2 separate regions of the Homo sapiens genome follow, and region 2 is linked to region 1. A link is a contact called in ENCODE Hi-C data. All regions are on one chromosome and are shown on one strand. The core of a region is the stretch at or near the end of the contact, and the rest is flanking DNA. Distances in the headings are between cores, read along the strand shown.

Evidence for each region. A loop is a pair of places that touch in the nucleus more often than their neighbours do. Pooled maps may share reads with other maps.
Region 2: a loop to region 1 is called in a map of naive thymus-derived CD4-positive, alpha-beta T cell, with 3 times the contacts of the local background. The contact joins two enhancer-like sites. A Hi-C loop is called at or near these places in 5 of 168 maps with a recorded cell type or tissue (HepG2, K562, PC-9 and 1 more) and 13 of 50 pooled maps.

What each region holds. Positions count from the first base shown.
Region 1 is chr6:24,425,941-24,431,248 of GRCh38, reverse strand. GPLD1 (glycosylphosphatidylinositol specific phospholipase D1) reads left to right here. Exons shown (of 25, transcript NM_001503.4): 25 at 2,131-5,308. The coding sequence ends at 2,217. MRS2 (magnesium transporter MRS2) reads right to left here. Exons shown (of 11, transcript NM_020662.4): 11 at 5,059-5,308. Among named protein-coding and RNA genes, the nearest start is that of MRS2, 26 kb to the right of the region's middle. Within about 2 kb of position 2,513, at least 2 of the 41 ENCODE cell types and tissues checked have a DNase peak (open chromatin) inside an H3K27ac peak, as active enhancers do.
Region 2 is chr6:25,083,601-25,089,420 of GRCh38, reverse strand. It overlaps the pseudogene CMAHP. Among named protein-coding and RNA genes, the nearest start is that of RIPOR2, 150 kb to the right of the region's middle. Within about 2 kb of position 3,465, at least 4 of the 41 ENCODE cell types and tissues checked have a DNase peak (open chromatin) inside an H3K27ac peak, as active enhancers do.

The sequences.
Region 1 (5,308 bases), core at 1,264-3,763:
TGGAAGGTGGGAGGAGGAAGAGGATTAGGAAAAATTGTGGTGAAACTGCCCTCTAGTGGCCAATAATTTAAGTGACCCATTTACAGGCAGGTCTAAAAATGTAGGATTAACCACATAACAAAAATATGGTTATTAACTTTATGGGAAGATTCTCGGAAGGTCTGATCACAGGGATCCTTTATATGACAAGCTTGGCTTATATCTAAAATTTTATTTGTTTCAAAAATTAGGCATTGTCAAGAACCCATGTATTATATAAAACTATACATATATCAACTATAGCTTACATCAGTTGAGAGTAGTGGTATATATAATCTAAAAGTAACTTATATTTTATTCCTTTTTGTAAAACACTGCAAATGTACCTTCCTAATTATTGTTTACCTGGGTTAGTGTTAAAATTACTTCACTTTTCCAGCACATACCTGAGCTTGGGGGCATTGAACGCTCTGGGTGTAAAGATAAATCAGATGTTATGTTTCAAAAATGGGCATTGACAATCAGAGGATGATCAGAGTGGCCTTTTTCTGAGATTTGGGTACAAGTTATGTTCTGAAGATTCCTTCCTTTCTGTGGCATAAGAGCATTCAGTAATGAAATTAGTCGTAACAAACTAGAATTAGGATCCGGCGTCTACTTAAGTAAGTAGTGCTCTCACTGTCTCTGTATTTCAGAAACTTCTCATGGGGCTGCCTTCCATCAGCTCAGGAGCCTCAGCAGAGCAGTAACTTAGTGTATAGTGAGCAGTGTTGTATCAAGCACCTGTGAGATAGACAAAGAAACCTGAGACATGGTCCCAGCCCCAGGTGCTTGTAGTCTAGGTGGGAAAATACAGCAGGCCCACAAGACCATCCAGTTTGGTGTATGATGACCAAGAGCCAAACGAGGTCAGACAGCAACTGCAGCAGAAGTCTCTGCTGGTGGAGTCAGGGAAGGGCCTGCAGAGATCATGGGCCCGGAGCTGCATCTGGAAAGATGACTAGACTCTGACAAAACAGAGTGAAGCCGAAGGCCAGGCAAATTTAGTAAATGAGTAATTCCATAAATTGGGAAAGAGAGGGAGAATAAAGTACCATTTGATGCTGTTTTCTTAAGTGTAGATTTTCCCTATTAATTGACACTGGGTATTAAGGGATAAGATAAGCACAGGGCTAAGCATAGTGTCTGACCCATGATACAACCTCCACAAATTTTAGCTATTATTATTATTTCTAGATTTCATCAGTAGTTTTCAAAATTAAATAAGAAACTGTCATATCCTGCTCTGACCAAAATACTGTCAGCCAGTTTGATCACCCGTACCTCATGTGCCAGCTTTGGTTCAGAATAACTTTTGTCAGTTTCCACAAATCAAATCCGACCTCGGAGTATGAAGATTTGCCACCACTGAAAATATTTAAAGACCAGGCATGGTGGCTCACATCTGTAATTTCAGCACTTTGGGAAGCCGAGGCGGGTGGATCACTTGAGGTCGGGAGTTCGAGACCAGCCTGGCCAACATGGTGAGAGCTCGTCTCTACTAAAAATACAAAAATTAGCCAGATGTGGTGGCACATGCCTGTAATCTCCGCTACTCGGGAGGCTGAGACATGAGAATCACTTGAAACTAGGAAGCAGAAGTTGCAGTGAGCTGAGATCACATCACTGCACTCCAGCCTGGGTGACAGGGCAAGACTCTGTTTCAAAAAAGAAGAAAATGTTTTAAAAACTTGCAGCAGGTTTTGAAGGCAATTCTGAAAGATGGGTCCTAAAATGTTTTAAGCAGCAGGGTAGGTGGGAGGTACGCTAAACACATTGACAAAGCCAGCTTCTAGGGGAAGTCCTTACTATTCAAGATATGTTTTCCACATTGTACCAGAACTAAGCATGCACTGCCCTACTTCTCCTTTATGATTTATGTGCCAGAATAGGGATTGGGGTGAGCATCCTTAGCTGCGGTTTTCAGAACTTATAGATGTGAGAAAGCGGTCTGTAAACAAAGGGAAAGTGGCATTTGAGTTCAAGCCAGGGGATCTGGCCAGTGTCTTATTCATCTTTATATTTCTAGAGCATAGCATGATGCCTGGACTACCATAGGAACTCAATAGATGTTATGAATGAGCCATGAATTCTGTCTTGTGTCCCTTACAGAACCAAGTCGTCATTGCTGCTGGAAGGAGTTCTTTGGGAGCCCGACTCTCCGGGGCACTTCACGTCTATAGCCTTGGCTCAGATTGAAGATTTCACTGCATTTCCCCACTCTGCCCACCTCTCTCATGCTGAATCACATCCATGGTGAGCATTTTGATGGACAAAGTGGCACATCCAGTGGAGCGGTGGTAGATCCTGATAGACATGGGGCTCCTGGGAGTAGAGAGACACACTAACAGCCACACCCTCTGGAAATCTGATACAGTAAATATATGACTGCACCAGAAATATGTGAAATAGCAGACATTCTGCTTACTCATGTCTCCTTCCACAGTTTACTTCCTCGCTCCCTTTGCATCTAAACCTTTCTTCTTTCCCAACTTATTGCCTGTAGTCAGACCTGCTGTACAACCTATTTCCTCTTCCTCTTGAATGTCTTTCCAATGGCTGGAAAGGTCCCTCTGTGGTTATCTGTTAGAACAGTCTCTGTACACAATTCCTCCTAAAAACATCCTTTTTTAAAAAAAGAATTGTTCAGCCATAAAGAAAGAACAAGATCATGCCCTTTGCAGGGACATGGATGGAGCTGGAGGCCATTATCCTTCATAAACTATTGCAGGAACAGAAAACCAAACACTCCATATTCTCACTTGTAAGTGGGAGCTAAATGAGAACACGTGGACACATAGAGGGAAACAACACACACTGGGGCCTATGAGAGGGCGGAAGGTGGGAGGAGGGAGAGATCAGGAAAAATAACTAATGGATACTTAGGGTGATGAAATAATCTGTGTAACAAACCCCCATGACACACCTTTATGTATGTAACAAACCAGCACTTCCTGCGCATGTACCCCTGAACTTAAAAGTTAAAAAAAAGTTGAACTTAAAAATAACAGATTGGCCCATGCCAATCAAAGTATAATAGAAAGCATAGTATACAGAAAAAAAAAAAAAAAAGAAACTGAGGGAGGAAAAATAGTACAGAGTAAAGCATGGGGGTGAGGGATAACCTCACATTCCAAATCACTTGTGACTTAGTCCTTTTTAACTTTTATTTTAGGTTCAGTGGTACATGTGAAGGTTTTATCTTTTCTGTTCCTCCCACCTTCCCCACTCAAGTAGACCCCAGTGTGTGTTGTTTTGTGTTCATAAGTTCTTTTAACTTAGCACCCACTTGTGAGAACATGCTATACTTGGTATTTGGTTTTCTGTTCCTGGTCGTGTGTTAGTTTGCTAAGGATGATAGTCCTTTTTTTTTTTTTTTTTTTTTGAGACGGAGTCTTGCTCTGTTGCCCAGGCTGGAGTGCAGTGATGTGATCTCAGCTCACTGCAACCTCCGCCTCCCAGGTTCAAGTGATTCTCCTGTCTCAGCCTCCCAGGCAGCTGGGACTACAGGTGCACAATACTACGCCCGGCTAATTTTTGTATTTTTAGTAGAGACAGGGTTTCACCATGTTGGCCAGGCTGGTCTCGAACTCCTGATCTCAGGTGATCCACCCACCTTGACCTCCCAAAGTGCTGGGATTACATGTGTGAGCCACAGGACCTGGCCGATAATCCTTTCTTAATGAGGATTAATACCTTTTCAATGTTTATATAGTGAAGGACAAATATAAAAACCAAGACTATCACCCTTCTGTGCCCTCCAATACTTTTGTAGAGTTGGCTGTTCTAACACCTAAAGAGCCTAGCGACACTGCTAGTTTTAAGCCATCTCATGAGGGACCTTTGTCGCATTAGGTTACAACTTGTGCCAAAAGAACTAGAGGGAAAAGATGTGGCCTGAGCCACACGCTACTGTAAGGGCCGGAGAGGAAAGCAGGCCTTGGCCTCGCTTGTTCCTGGGCTGTTTTTCGTAGGATGGATTTCATTTGTCAGTCCTGCAGCGTGGCACACTTAAGGGAATGGAATGTATCATAGGGTTTCAGTTTCAGTAAACATTAGCGGGCATTATCTGTAAACAGTAACTAGTTTATTTTGTGTTAAATTGGGAAGAACCTCTTTCTTCTGCCACGGGTGAGATGATACTAAAAGCAGGAGAAAATAACAAATGAGAAGAGCCCTTCTCTTCTCAGCTTCTCTCAAGAGTAGAGACTGGTGAAAAGGGGACAGGAAGAGGAATCCAGCTGAAGAGTGGAAAGTTAACAAGAACATCAAGAGGTACATCCCTAGAGAGCATCTCTGGGTCACTCCCAGGATGACCTCATTTTTCTGGAAGAGGTACATGTGCTAGCTGCATAGTAACCTATGGCACAGCAAAAGCACAAGGAAGCGCCATTTGGTTTTGTTTAGGGACAATTATTGGTAGCCCAACCTATCTGAAGAATTACTTTTAATTAAAAGGATGGTTATTTTTAGGGGACCAGAAATTACTTAGTTGTATTCACTTATGAGTTGAGCAGTTAGAGCACTCTGACATCTGACACTTGAGTAAAGGGATGTTTTTCTCAGTACTGGGTCTTTTCATTAGACGGATGCATTTATATAGTGTCAGTTTTTATGCTTCACTAAATGATAAGGCCTCTGTTTAAACATGACCATTATTTACCTCACGATTTATATTTTTCTCAATGCCTGAATACACCCAATAGCAAGCACCAGGTGGAGGTTAAGACCCACAAAAATGGAAGCAAGCTTCAAGTTTATAGGACATTTAACCATACTAACCCCAATGTCAAAAACAATGTAAATTATACTCCTACTGTAAAAGGTCAACTGATATGGCACGTATGTAAAAAACCTGGCATACAGGAAAAAATTAATGCATGACAGTCTAATATATTATCCTGATACATGGATTAAATTTTCTTTCCACTAAGTATTAACTATAGTTTTAAGCATTGATTCTGCTTAATAACTAAAATGTAAAGACCTTACCTTGTAGGGTTGTAATTTCTCATTAACAGAAATCTGAACTTATACAAGTTTAACTGAAATTTATCTTTATTTCAAGATATCAGAAGACATTTACATATTTGCATTTTCTGTCTTGCTACTATCTGCGTATATGTAACAGCTTTTCTCAAGGCTTCAAGATAGGAATTGTTTTATGCCTTTGTATCACAGACCTAAGAGACCAAAATTATTTGAAGATGGAGTGGGGACAAAACTAGGGTCTCTGCAGTCCCTACTCCATGTACCATCCATTAGCTCACCTCTGTAGGTATTACTAAAG
Region 2 (5,820 bases), core at 2,216-4,715, 660 kb before region 1:
GGATCTGTCATCCAGTAGGCTCTACTTACAGAGGGCTCGCACACTGGTGCAAGGCACATCTCATAAACTGGTGAAGCTGGGGCAGACTGCATCAAGTAGAATGCGGGATGAGAAGGGGGCAGGCCTGCTGAGCTCCGGCTGATCTGAAATTTCCAGAGAACTTGGAAATCTGGATTTTCATGTGAAATACCCAAAGTTATAAATGTAGAAAGCTGAGTCAATGTTCTTAAAGAGTTATAGACTACATGAAATGAGAGCTAGGCTGTATTTGGCCAAAGGATCATCAGTATGCTTTAAGCTGTGAAGGTGAGGAGAGAAGCCAGCTAGGGGACCCCCGAGTGCAAAAATGTGGAGGCTCTTGCTTTCAGCATCACAAACACACTACCTGCCCTTGTTCTCCCCCTACCCCAAAATTGATTCTATGTATTGAGAGAACTGTAGAAATATATTTGACCTGGGAGCCATATATAGGGGTAGAGAAGGGGCCAGCTATCTCATGGACATAACTTTTGTGCTTGCCCTCCTGTCATCCGCAGTACCTACTTCTCTTCCCTCCACATCTGAACACCCCTCCATGTACTGTCTGGGATTGTACAGCCTCTGCCCTGCATCTTCGGTTTCCACTTGTCTGCATGCTTTCTAGATTCACGTAATTAGTTGAATTCTCCTGTCAATGAATCACTTCCTTTTCTTTTCAATGTGGCAGTTTATTCCTGTATAATTGCTTTGCAACATTTTAGTTGGATCTGGAAATGCAGAGGAGATAGGTTATGCACGCAATTTGTCCGTCATTGTGAACCAATAGTCTTCTCCTTAGCCCAGTGACAGTACCTCCTTGTTTTCCTGAATATTCTTTTGCATTCTTTTGGAGTTCCTCTTTCCCCAGCCACTGCTTAAGTCTCTTGTTTCCTTCCAGGACTCTGTGTTCATTCCACTGTTCTTCCCAAGTCTCTTCCTGGGTAAACTCACCTGCTAACATCACTTCTCTGTTAATGACTCCAAAAATAATCCATATGTCCAGCCCAGAGCGCTCTCTGGCTACCTCCAGTGCTGTCAAGCTTTGGGTTCTTAATAGTCAACTGCCTGCTAGATATAATTGTCTGAATTTCTGAATGCTTAATACATAATTTTCAACTTGTTCAAAGTTCAATTCCTCATCTTCCTTCTTTAAAATGTTCTTTTTCCTTTTTCTATCTGATCGTTGGTAATATCATTCCCCAAGTCAGTCAAGCTAGAAACAAATGAGTAATCTTTGGTTCTTCCCTTTTCCTTACATCCCCAAATCTAATCAGTCATCTAGACCTTTCCATTTTACACCCCAAATATTTCTTAAATCTACTTCCAATTCTCCTGTGTGCTTCTCTCCCAGCTAAAAGGCCAAAAAAGGCCATTTACCCTGCATTGGGAGGAACCAGGTCCTGGTACTGCATCTTAGCCAGGCCGACCTTAACCTGACCAAATTGTAGAATCATGTTTCTAAACCTCTATTAGCAAAACTCTGCCCTATGTTTGTAACCTCAGTTCACGATGGATATAATTGTTTTATACAAATGGTGCAAAAAAGAGAAATAGATCTAAAAATGCCAAACTTCCAATCATTCTGTGTCATTTAATAGCCTGTCACTTATGGAAAGTTTGCCTCTACTGATATTAGCATGATATTTACCGGGAGAAAATTTGTTGCAGACACTGAAAGGGCTCCTCTAAACTCTAACATTGGTGCCGATGGATTGTTAAAACTATGTGCAACCAAGGATAACTTCTCTTTATTTTCTTTATATAAGTTATCTCATTTTTTTCTCTCAACAGTCTCATAATAGAGAAACGGAGGCTTAGCAAGCTTAAGGTCACATAATTAGTAAGTGCAGGGCTGAGACTCAAGACCATCTCTGCTTGTCTCCTAATCCTGTGCTGCTTTGGCTCTTCAACAGTTTAAAAGTTGGGATTCTTTAAGGATAAGGATCTTGACCACTTGATTTAAAGTAATCCTGTTCTATGACAGGCCAGAAACTATAGACTGTTGTGAGCTTCCAGGCTCTGCTTTGCCTCTGAATGTTCAGGTGGAGACTTGAACACTCGGCTTTTAGAATGACGATAACAGCAAAGATTTCTTGAGTGCTTACTATGTGCCAGGCTTTAAGTATTTTATATACATCCTCACAACAATCCTATGAGGCATGTTCTATTATTGTCTTCATTTTATAGATGAGAAAGCCAAGGCACAGAACGGTGACCAAGATCACACAGCTAGAGTCTGGATTTGAACCCATGAATCTGCAGTTTGTGCTCTCAGTCAGATGCTCCCCCTGCTCTTAATCCATTTCCTGTTTTCCTTCTTTCGAGTCCTGCTGCACTTAGCATCTTTCCTTTTCTCCTCAGCCTGTGATATCTGCTCCCAGAGACTCTTCTCCTTGGCTCTCCGTGCCTCTGCCATCATGGGCAGCTGCTCCTCCCAGGGACAGGAGGGATCCATACTCTGCTTCCTGGGTTGCCCCTGCTAGTGGTTCCATGTCTATTTCAGATCCATAGCCGGGTGGATGTCATCAGACACGTGGTGAAGAATGGTCTACTCTGGGATGAGTTGTATATAGGATTCCAAACACGGCTCCAGCGGGATCCTGACATATACCATCACCTGTAAGTCTGGAAGCACCTGGCGCCCCCAGGCCATTGCTGAGGACGCTGTGGATATGCATAAGCAGTCAGTGACTGCCGAAGCCCCCAGATTCTGACTAATGTGTGAGATTCCACCATTAGAGCTTCATTCCTTTGTTAGTTTGTTAAAAAGCAAATCTGGTTAGGAAGGTATAACATTAAAGAGTCATTTATACATTCATGTGAATGTGTTATTGCACCCTTCTGGAAGTGGGTTTTGGTATAAGAAAGAGAAATACATTATAAGAGGGAAAGGGTATGTTTGCCAAGACAAGAATGAGTATTTGTGTGGCAAAGACATGGTCATTGAATTAGTGAATTCCTGCATCACATTTTTGTCTGTGCTCACCTCTGAGCAAGAATTTGGTGGGCTAGTTGGTTTAAGGGAATGGCCCACTGAGTTTCTGTCTGCCTGCACTTCAAAACTGTTTAAGTCTTTAGGATCATATCTAGAATATTTGCACTGAAATTCAGAAAGGGCAATTTGCCATTTTTATATTTGCAAAATAATCACCAAAGGAAAGAGTACTTTTTCTCATTACCACAGATCCTCTGAAAAAAATGCAGAAATTTAATTTTAAAATTCTAATTATTTAAAATGTATAAGCAAAAGTTTGTACTCTGAGCTTGCAAGCAGAGGCATTTATTAAAATTTCTTTTTTACTTATTTCCTTTTGAATGTTTTTAAATGATATGAAAAAGCTTAAGAATGTGGAGCTATGTAAAATAAAAAGGAAGTAACCCCACCAAGCACCTCTCAGGAAACCCTGTTTCCTGCCCTTCCCTCCACCCACTCTTATGGTAAGCTTTGATAATAGCTCAGTGTGTATCCTCCCAGGCCTGTTTCTGGACATAGCAACATTTCTCTACATATATTTGTTTTCAATAAGATGTCCCACATAGTTGGTAGTGAGGGAGTGTTATTGTTGCCGTTGTTTTTATTTTTTTTTAATTTTGGCAAAGCACACACCACCTTTGGGATGTTGCTATTGTTTTTAAATGAAATCCTAGTACAGATATTCTGCAACTTGCATTTTTTACTCATCAATATATTTTAGATAGCCTTCCACATTGGGACATCCAGGTCAACCTCAAATCTTTTAACAGCTGTAAGACATTCCAAGTTTTTTTCATTTTCAACGGATCATATACGTAACTCTTGTTCTAGAAAGAAAGGAATCTGGCAACTTTTGAGGGGATCTTGGGGATTTTTTTTTTCTTAAGAAAATAATTCCATCTTAGAAATCGCTAAACTCTATCTTGTTCTATTGTGTTTTGGTAACAAGGGTCACAAATATAAGATGTCATCATAAATATTGGGAAGCAGTCACAGTCCACTTTATCTTGTTGCTCTGAAAATGGGATTTGTGAATTTACTAAACATTCTTCTGGTTATAAAAATAATACATATCCACTGTCAAAAATTTGAAAAAATATTTTTAAATGAAAAAACTACAAATAATCCCACTACCCAGAAATAATAATTGATATTTTGGTGTCTAGCTAATCTTTCTTTTTTTGCTTCCAAGCACATATACCATACATACTTTTCTACCTGTGTGTTTATCAACGCGATTTTCCACAGTATTGTATTTTCCTACATCATTTTTAATGCCTGCTTACCTGATACCACATACCTATATTAGCACTTTATTTAACCTCTTTGACCTGTAAGTCATTTCTAACTTTTCACTATTTGAAACAATGGCAAATAATCATGTGGATGTGTCTTGCACACATTCATAGTGACTTCTGTAAGTTAAATTCCTAGGAGCGGGGCTGCTGGATTCTATGAATACAGCGTCTAGGCTTTTAGTGCCCTCTGCCAAATCGTTCTTCGGGAAGCCAGTTCACCTTTCCAAAAATAATGTATGAGAGAATACATTTACCTGTACCTTCACTAATACTAGATTCTGTTGCTTTTGTGTACAAGATATAGATCTAGATTTTCACATATAAGGATTCCTTAAAGCAAGGAACATCATAGTACAATAAAAATAAGACAAAATCTCGTTCAAGGAGCTGTCTGTATTCAACACCCTGAAAGTTCTGAGCTACATCAACAGCTGGAACAGTACAGAAACACTATCTCTCAGGGAGGACAGAGTACCAGGTACCAAATAGATCCTGGCAAAGGAACAGGCATGGAAGTTTCCAGAGCACATTCCCATGCTTTATCTCTCTTACAGGTTTTGGAATCATTTTCAAATAAAACTCCCCCTCACACCACCCAACTGGAAGTCATTCCTGATGTGCTGTGAGCAGAATGGGCCTGTGATTTTGCAAGTAAGGAATATCCTGTGGGTTTGGGAGCTGTCCTACCGTGCATCCCGTGACACTCTCTTTGACACCTAAATTAAGCAGACGCGTTGCCTGACAGAAACCCGACTTTTGCGGGACTGAGAACAGCTAACATTACAAGACCATTCAAGTGTTTTAAAAAGTAAATAGGCTAGGCGTGGTGGCTCACGCCTGTAATCCCAGCACTTCAGGAGGCCGAGGCTGGTGGATCACCTGAGGTCAGAAGTTTGAGACCTGCCTGGCCAACATGGTGAAACCACGTCTCTACTAAAAATACAAAAATTAGCCAGGCATGGTGGTGCTTGCCTATAATCACAGCTACTCAAGAGGCTGAGGCAGGAGAATTGCTTGAACAAGGGAGGCAGAGGTTGTAGTGAGCCGAGATTATGCCATTGCACTCCAGCCTGGGAGACGAGCAAAAGTCCATCTCCCCACCCCCACCATCAGAAAAAAAAGTAAATCAGTAGTGCATCCAGTCCAGAGTCCATAGAACCTTTGGCCTGGTTGAGGTAAACATACAGCCAATAAGTAAACAAAACCAAAATCGTCCAGGTTGTGAGTGTTTAAAACATAATCCTGAGTACACGAGGGAAAGCAGCAACAAAAACTGAAGAGAGACAAACTAAAAACCGAGGGTGAGATGGAAAGCAGCAGCTCCTCATTTCCAATAGACCTCTCTCCTCTTTTGGACTAATGACGATGAACTTGCCTGGCACAAATCAGATTTGACATTCCTTTCCTGCAGCCTGAGATATGATTTTATTAAGTGAATTATAAAACCTGTCTCAGCTGGGCTCAGTGGCTCATGCCTGTAATCCCAGCACTTGGGAGGCTGAGGTGGGCAGATCACTTGAGGTCAGGAGT